Regions from separate parts of the Homo sapiens genome. Here region 2 is linked to region 1. Evidence: chromatin contacts called from ENCODE Hi-C or POLR2A ChIA-PET data. All regions are on one chromosome and are shown on one strand. The core of a region is the stretch at or near the end of the contact, and the rest is flanking DNA. Distances in the headings are between cores, read along the strand shown.

The links. A loop is a pair of places that touch in the nucleus more often than their neighbours do. ChIA-PET counts read pairs that join two places held with the same protein, here RNA polymerase II (POLR2A). Pooled maps may share reads with other maps.
Region 2: a loop to region 1 is called in a map of vagina, with 2.6 times the contacts of the local background. The contact joins two enhancer-like sites. A Hi-C loop is called at or near these places in 3 of 168 maps with a recorded cell type or tissue (cardiac septum, naive thymus-derived CD4-positive, alpha-beta T cell and vagina) and 7 of 50 pooled maps. POLR2A ChIA-PET finds 5 or more read pairs at or near these places in 2 of 52 experiments (GM12878 and Panc1).

The regions. Positions count from the first base shown.
Region 1 is chr15:95,286,271-95,290,634 of GRCh38, forward strand. LETR1 (lymphatic endothelial transcriptional regulator lncRNA 1) reads right to left here. Exons shown (of 4, transcript NR_034095.1): 2 at 3,152-3,284; 3 at 2,032-2,198. Among named protein-coding and RNA genes, the nearest start is that of LETR1, 39 kb to the right of the region's middle. Within about 2 kb of position 1,638, at least 5 of the 41 ENCODE cell types and tissues checked have a DNase peak (open chromatin) inside an H3K27ac peak, as active enhancers do.
Region 2 is chr15:95,438,148-95,442,487 of GRCh38, forward strand. The region is part of intron 1 of LINC00924 (long intergenic non-protein coding RNA 924); the gene reads left to right. Among named protein-coding and RNA genes, the nearest start is that of LINC00924, 7.2 kb to the left of the region's middle. Within about 2 kb of position 2,824, at least 2 of the 41 ENCODE cell types and tissues checked have a DNase peak (open chromatin) inside an H3K27ac peak, as active enhancers do.

The DNA.
Region 1 (4,364 bases), core at 388-2,887:
GCTCACTCTTCTGCCATTAAAAAATACGAGCCTTATGAAAATACAGGAGAGGGAATGCAATCCCACACTACAGCCTTCAGTGTGAGAATATCAAGAGACTGTTGCATTCAGAAGTTCAGAATAGCTCTGCTCTTTATAAAAGAATATGAGGAGCCCCCTAATAAGGCCAATTCATTAGAACAAGTGTTTGTTACTAAAACACACCACGCAGGACCACAGGGATCCGAGCCAGACAGCACGGCAATTAAAGTTGCCTCCCTTCCAAACGCAGGCGGCCCACCAACTCTCACCCACGAGTTCTGCTTTGTTTTCCTATTAGAAATGTGATTGAAGAATGCAAGTTCATAATTTGTTCATGCAGCAGAAGACTAGTAACTCTCTGGTTGCAACATCCTTTTATACACTTCAAATCAGAATTAAAAAAAAATTCAGGTTGCTTGTGTGTGTCCTTTCTGAAAGCGCAGGAGGAGCAAAACCTTTTGCTCTGGGAATCTACCTTGCTGCCTAGAAAACATTGCCTAGTTGCATTTGCAAAAACGCTCAGCGAGAGACCATCCTCCAAATATCTAAAATCACAGTAGTGGAGGGTTTTTAATTTTAAGCCCAGCGTTTACAGAAAACACACACACACACACACACACACACACACACACACACACACTCTCAGCCTGCAGTGACACCTTTTCCCTCCCCTTTGGTGCTCTGCGGAGCTTTGGAATGAGATTCATAGCGACTCAGGACTGTTGCTGGCAAGGAAAACCCCCTGCCTACCAGACAGAAAGAGGGGCGGGGAGGGCCATTGTGGCTTTCCCTCCTGCTCTCTTTTTAAGCCCAAATAATATTTGTACTTTGAGGGGAGGGTGCAAAAAAGGGATCAAGATATGAAGCAAGGCAGAACCCAAAAAGCGAGGGGGAGAAAAAAGCTCAAGGAGAGAGACCAGCTCTGGTCCGAGAAAGGGCCTACATCACAGGTTTCAAAAGCATCTTTTTTCAGTTTCACGAGCCACAACCCCCTTGATGAAAACTAGTTGCGAAATTCAGCGCCTGTTAGGCCTCAGCTAATTAGAAAAAATGGGCTTTTTTTCTTTTCCTTTCTTTCTTTAGCACCTTTTCTTTCAAGCATTTAGTCTCAGGAGGGGGATCCAGGCTCTTGGCCGGGCTGTTTTGAAAACACGCCTTTGAATGCGTCTCCCTAATTCACGCCTTTTGTTTTTCAGCTTTTGTGTTTGCCAGTTTGACCATATAACGTTATACATCTGGTGTATAGCTTGTTGGGGGCTTTTTTCTCCCAGGGTTCCTATGCATTCCCTATAGGACCCTCCTGAGCTTCAATTTGAGCGATCGTGTAACATAAAGGGGGTAAAGGAGAGCCTAGGAGGCTGGGGAGTGGGGGGAACGAGGGAGCAGGAGAGGGGAGGAGGCCTGGGGGAGACAGAGAGAGAAATGAGTGAAACATAAAAAAAAAAAAAGTTGAAAAGAATTCTTTTGCTCTCTTCTTTTCTTCTCACTGTTGCGACTGGACCCTGAGTCAGCCGGCGACAAGGCCTCGGTGGGAAAATGAAGGGGCCACAGAATAGATAACTCATTGGAATTCTGGCAACATATTCGTAAATAAAACAAAAGTGGGGCGGCGGACTGGGGGAGGGAGTGTGTTCCTGGGGAAGCGCAGAGCTGCACAGGGCAGGGCTAGGAGGACATTTCCAGGGCAGGCTCCCTGCCTTGCCTCTTGCAGGGGAAATCTAAGATGGTCAAAGGAAAGGAATCCAACGGTTTTGCCCAGGCTTGTTTAGCAAAGCTCTTGCAGCTGGAGCTGTTTATTATTGCAGCTAGGAAGATGCTCTTCCAAACACACTTCCCAAGCTGAGAGAGCTGAAATAATCTATCCTATTTCTTCAGAGCCTGCAGGGTCTGTGCCTCAGAAAGGGGTTTCTGTTAAAAGAGGAACATTCTTGAGCATGGTTATTCTTCCCCAGCTCCTCAAGAAGAGGCATCCCCCAGATTTAGTTTGCAGATATCTTTCCCAACTCTTACCTCCCATGCGCACTTTCGATAAAACAGCTTGGATACCGCTTCTTGGAATGATGATACTGATGTAAGTTTCTTGACTTAAAAGCTCCCAGTCTTCTAGTGGATTTGGTTGCTATTGGTGCTCATTGATGGGTAATCTTGTGGATGAGCTCTCATCTCAATTTCTCCATCTGCAAAATGGACATATCTTAATATCAAAGTCACAATTCTTAGTTTTCACATACCCGGATGGTTACTTTTGTAATGAGTCAATTTCATATTTTTGTTTAATATATACATAGTGTGTGTGTGTATCTGTGAGTACATAAAACCCATTATAAAGATATAGTGTATATTTTGGTGGTTGTGATTTTGTATGTCATCCAACTGCTCTAGAATAACTCTGCAAGTCTGATTTTGGCTGAAAGAAAACCTAGAATAAATAGGAAGACAATATGTTTGTGGCGGTTGTTTAAAGCTAATACCAGCAGCTTTTTCTTTTCTTTACTGCTGAACAATTTCAAAAGCAATACTAGGCATGAAAGCAAAACAAACTCATTTCAGTGCAAAGCTTATGAGTTATTTGTGTTTCCCTGAATTCAAGGAGGGGGTGGATGGGTAGGAAATTTGTTTTAAATATAGAAATGGGGAAAATACAACAAACTCCACAGAATATCTTGGAAGGTTCTGCAGCTTGAAGTGCAGAGTTTATTACAGATGTGATGTAACTTGTGGGTATAATTTTCAAAAATAGCTGAAGAATACACTGTGAGAAATCTTACCAAAAGTACCATTTTCCCCAATATATTTGTAACTCAAGTTACCAGCTGATTAACCCCTTGAAAAGAGTTTCTGTAGGTGGAAATCTATATCCCTGTCTGTTCTTAATCAATCCAGCCACATGACCAATAATGTGGATGCAAGGGTTAACACAATTAAATTAACAAATGTTTGGAAGGAAATGGTAAAATTGGTTTTTAAAAAGATGTTTAACAAAGACATTTTGCTGTTCCAATCAGACACATAATTACACAATAGGCTATTTTCAGGAATCTATTTTTTCCTAAATGTTAATCAGACCAGAAGAAAACGCCTGTTAGTCCACATTGGGATATGCTGTAATTCCCTTGGAAAAGTAACTTACCTTAGGGAAATATTTTACTTCCCAGAAAAAGACTGTTTATTTACTCTGAATTCTTTCCCTTGCAAGGTTGTTGTCTGGTTTTTGTTTTTGTTTAAACTGGTCTCAGAACATGGAGAAGTACGACCATCGTCAACTGAAACAAAAACAAAACAAAACAAAAAAACCATGGACTTGAGCTAAAATTCTTAAATGAATTGTTTAGCTTCAAAATGTAAAACTGTCCCAGCAAGAATGTCACAAAGTGTAAGCACAGAAGGATCTGTATTTTACTGAAAACATTCTTTATATAACACCCGGAGAACACGAAAAGAATGAGCCACCCTTACTTATATTACAATGTCTGTATTTATTATCTTTTCAAGTGTGCTTAACAAGTTGATACCATTTTCTAAAAGGTTTTTTAGTTTGAGACTCCTAACTCATACACCTGCTCTCTTAGGTCACAACTGTAAGTCCAGAAAAAGGTGTGCTTTATGTTTCTGTGAAAACTGGCTTTATTTCTAGTTATAAGGGAGGCTGAACTTTTAGGTAAACTTGGTGCCAGGTAGCAGCAGCAGGAGCAACGTGAAAAAGAAAAATGGCAGTTACCCACTTAAGAAAATAACATTCTGTTGATCGACAAACACCCTTTAAATTTTAGCTATTAACAGCTCTTACAGAAACAGGAACTGCCAATAACAAACTTGATTTCTAATGTCCCCAAGGTAATAATAATCCACTAATTTGACTATATCCCAGCTGGCCTATACAGCAGTTTCTATTTGTTTTTTGTTGTTGTTGTTGGTTTTTTTTTTTTTTTTTTTTTGCAGCAGGGAAGACTTATCTTTCTTTGGGAAAAAAAAAAGGTGGGGAGTGTGCTGTAAAGTTAAGAAGGAGTGTGGAGAGAAAACACATGGAAATTTAATGTGAAAGTTTCTTGTTGCAATAAAGCTGTTAGGTTTGGCATGTAGACTGTTATCAGATGGTTCCTTTGACATTACTTGAGCCTTTCAGTAAGTAAGACAAGCCTGAAGGATTAGGTTGTCAACTTCAGCCTGTCATCTTTGAGCAGAAAAAAAGAATTCCTTTTCTTTTTCTTCCTTTCTTTTTTTTTTTTTTTTTTTTAGGTTGCATCTTCCTTCACCAGCTTTGAGCTTTGGAGATCGCAGCAGAGGTAGTTACTGGAAGACAATCTCAGGCCCACATTGATCATGGAAGTCTAGCTTTTAAAGAT
Region 2 (4,340 bases), core at 1,574-4,073, 150 kb after region 1:
GCCACCACATTTGTTGCTATGGGTTATTCAGTGCATACCATGCTTTGCTTGGCCTGTTACCATCAACGTCCTATCTGAATTATCATCCCTTCACTAATCAATTACCTCTTACTTTTCACAAATATAGATCTAATCATATTACTTCCCGGCCAGAAACCTCCCCTATTTCTCTAGCTGTTATAAGATACAATATAGTTTTCTATAAACAGCATATGAAGTGTTTACTGAGCTAGTTTCCAACAAATCTTCCATTCATATCTCCCTTCACTTAACACCTTTTTTTTCCTTCTTTCTCATTCTGGTCATATATATCACGTAACCTGTAGATAATAGTTGCAAGTTTTTAATCCAATCTATCATTATCAAACTTTATAAATATGTGGGCATGTATTCTTGGATACGTTTTGCAAGCTCTCTAAGCTTTAGAAATATTCTCCGCTATAAAATTGGAATAATAATAATATTATTTACCTTGAGGGATTCTGTGAGCATTCGACATTTATTGGACCATACATATTTTCATACCTACACACATACACATATATTTACTATCCATATGCATCCAAACATATTTACAGAAGGCATATGCCCATTAAGGGACCTATAAAAAATAGCAGCAACTCTTATTAATTTTGTCACAGAAATCATTTCCTTTCTTGTAATTAGTGCGTCACAATACTCATCACTGTATATCTCCTCCATAAAGCTTGTCACATGTCCCCTCTGGATCTTCCCAGCTCTTCCTATTTATGGCCGTGATAAGGCATTTTCTCCTTGGTTGTGACTGCTAGCTTATGTAACTAACTGTCCCACTAACATAGCCAGAATCTGATCCCCGGAAGGAAAGTGGCAAGAGTGTTTCCCTCGATCAGATTCGCAGAGTGCTTACACTAAAGAGTTTTACGTTCCTCAAAGTCATCAGGAAAAGTGTGAATTAGCTGGCCCTGGAGCACCTGAGACAGACAAGCTGTCTACTCTTGCTCAGCTTTCTGTAAAAACAGGAAAACTGCCTTGTGGAAAGGTGAGTGTCCCCCTCTCCAGGAAGCCCTCTGTCTGCATGCCACCCTCCTTCATTTTGCCACACCCTGAGCTGCTTTTCTCCTGAGCTCCTCCACTTGTGTGTATTTCTCATTAAGACCCTCTCTCTCCCTCTCTCTCCCTCTCTCTCCCTCTCTCTCCCTCTCTCTCCTTCTCTCACTCTGCCTCCTTTTCTTTTTTTTTTTTCCTTTTTTATATTCCTCCACCCCCCCACTCTTTCTGTCAGTCTTGTCCGTTTCTATACCATTTCCATGGTAAGGTGTTCCCTGTCTCCTGTCCAGCCTGCGCTGGTCTGGCCACCTCCCTCTGCTCACTCACGGTCTCTTGCTAGTAGTGGTCTAAGGATGATGATCTAATTTAGAATTCTATGCTTTAGAAAAGAAACAGGATCGCTGGGTGTGGTGGTGCACACCTGCAGTCCCAGCTACTCAGGAAGCTGAGGCATGAGAATCACTTGAACCTGGGAAGCAGAGGCTGCAGTGAGCCAAGATCACACTGCTGCACTCCAGCCTGGGTGACAGAGCAAGATTCTGTCTCAAAAAAAAAAAAAAAAAAACGAGAAAGAAAATTAAAAAAAAAAAAGAAACGGTAAGAAAAGAGTACAATTTTTTTTCTCTCCCAGCACATCATAATTATAGCAAGTTATTTCTGTTAATCAGCTCACAGAACACAAACAAGTGGTTCAGGAGAGGCAAGGTGCGTTTGGCCATGAAAGGCCAGGGTTCACAAGGTATCCAGAGAGGGCTTTGTCAGGTCACACCATCAGACACATAACAGGGCAATTTCTCTTTCTTAGCCTTAACCCTCAGCTGGGAGTTAGTGTAGGGAAGGCCTTGCTCTTCACAAACACTCCAGGATAAGGCGATAAGAAGATTACAAGTAAAGCCTCTCTTTAGCTATTCCACATCTCCTGTCAGACAGAGCAAGTTAAATTACAGTGCAGGCCACAAATGCATTGATCATCCACTAGGCTTGTACTACCCAGGATTTTAAAGATCCATGCCAAGGATAAGTGACGTCATCCAGCAAAGTTTATTTTAGCAAGGAGGGTAAGCCAAGTGCAAGGAGGTGAGGTTCTGGGAGACGGCCCTAACTCTCCAATGCTGAGTTCAATTCATATGTAATCTTCATCAGTGAATATTTCCTTACAGCCCATGAGAGGTGTTGAGAGAACACATGGATGATACAGCCTGTGCTCTGAAATGACTTACATATGTCTCTCTCAGCCTCCAGCCCCTCCCTCATCTTATAAATCCAGTCTCAAAACACAGAATACATCCCTAAAAATGGCATATTTCCTACTTAGAATTACTTTGTAAGTGTTCATGATGAAGCATGGCCTAAGTCATATGAAATTTTAGATCCTCTATTCTTTATGCATAAAATGTAAAGTTTCTCTGTTCGGACACAATGTTCTCTTATAATAAGCTTCAGTTATCCCCTTTCAGCCCATAAAACACATCGTGTACTTTAACAAAGATATAAAATTCTTTAAATGATTTTGATAGTCCATTCATACAAAGAAGATAGGCCTTTTTGAGGCTATAACAAGAAAAAAAAAGATAAATCATTAGAAACACTTAAAAATTCTGTACATGACTCTCTTCTTTATTAAAAAGACCCATTGTAAATTGGAAAGTTCCGAAGTCTTTGTGGTGAGGGAGAATGAATTATAATGACATCACTGGGTCGTGAACTAGGCCCACTGGCTACTTTCCAGAATGAAATTGACTAGGAGAGATCAGATGAGCCCATTCGTAGCACAAGACATCTGGGAGGCAGCCAGGGAATCGAGGTTCAAGCCCCCTATTTAGGACACACTTCCTCTTCCTCTTCATCATCAAATACGATCGTGATTTCCCAGGCAAGGCAGCTAGCATAGCAATGCATTTCAATTCATATTCTAAAGAACACCCAAAAAGTTCTTTGTACTCATTCCTCAGTGAAAGACCTCATGAAAAATATTAACATGTCAACATCTGGCTGACACCTTTGGTACATTTTCATCATGTTGCTGATGGGAAGCATTTTGCCTTCAAATAAGCATAATTTGCCAGTCTTTTCCATCTCCTTTTTTGTCTCTCTCCCAGAGTAATAAATGGTGTCTGAAGCCCAAGAGAAACTCATTTCTGTTAACAGATCATTTGTAAACCTTTAAGGGCAGCTAGTGAGAAAGGGGCATTTTTTTTCTTCTGTCTTAACTTTCCTGGTTGTCTTTCTAAATGCAAAATGACACCTCATTCAACGCTTTCTGGTGTCATCTTAATCTCCCTTATTTTACACTTTCTACCTTTTTGATATTTGCTATAGACTGCATGGAGGCTTTTTACCTAATACTGTAATACCTATTATCTGAGGCATTTAGGTATATAGGCTCTTGCCAGCTAAGAATAATGCAGATCAATTGGATGTCAGCAGCCCAATAAAGTCAGATAGTTTATATATATATATATATATATATATTTTTTTTTCAGGGCGGAAAAAAAAGCTATTTCCCCACCTGACCTTACAGCCAGCACATTTCAATATTAATATATTTTATGCATGCATATGATAACGTTTTACTTTCCTTATGGTTCTGTGGGGAAGTCTCACTTCCCTCTGCAGAGGATTATTACCTATTCTGAGGGATTATGATTATAGATACTTACTAAGACAAGAATAATTGACCATAAAAAACCTTTTATATTCCCACAATTATTTTTGCATTGACTAAAAGTGTCAAGAAAATCTGATTTTATTAGCAGGCCTCTAATTTTGCCTTCATTTAATTTTTTATCTGGCTTTCTCCCCCCAATATGTTTTTAGTCTGAGATATCTGGCAGTTGTACAAAAGAACAATTTGTTACAGAACCTTTACCGAATGGAAGTTCTATAATCCAAGCATAACATGAAGCATCAAATAAAATAAAAATGTATGAGATCAGTAAAGGGGGCATGCTCCAAGGTAAGGAACCGATCTAGAGCCTAGAAAAAAAGAAGTTTAAATCAAAATGTGACTGCTCGGCTATGAAGTAAGTCTGTGGAACAAAGGGTCAAATGCAGTTTTGACCTTTCATTCCCCTCCACCCACCAATAGGTCAGATCCCGTCAGCACTGAGCCTATTTCCAGTAAGGAGCAAGAAGCAGAGCTATGTGTATTAAGAAGCAGTGTGGAAAACTCTAGAGGACACTTGAGGGGAAGAAGGAGAAAATACACTTGGTCTTCCGGAAGTAGGGATGGAGTGGGCAGAAGAAGTAGAAGTGACACGGTACCCATTTGACCCTTGAAAACAAAACCAGCTCTGGTAACCTCATTTGCT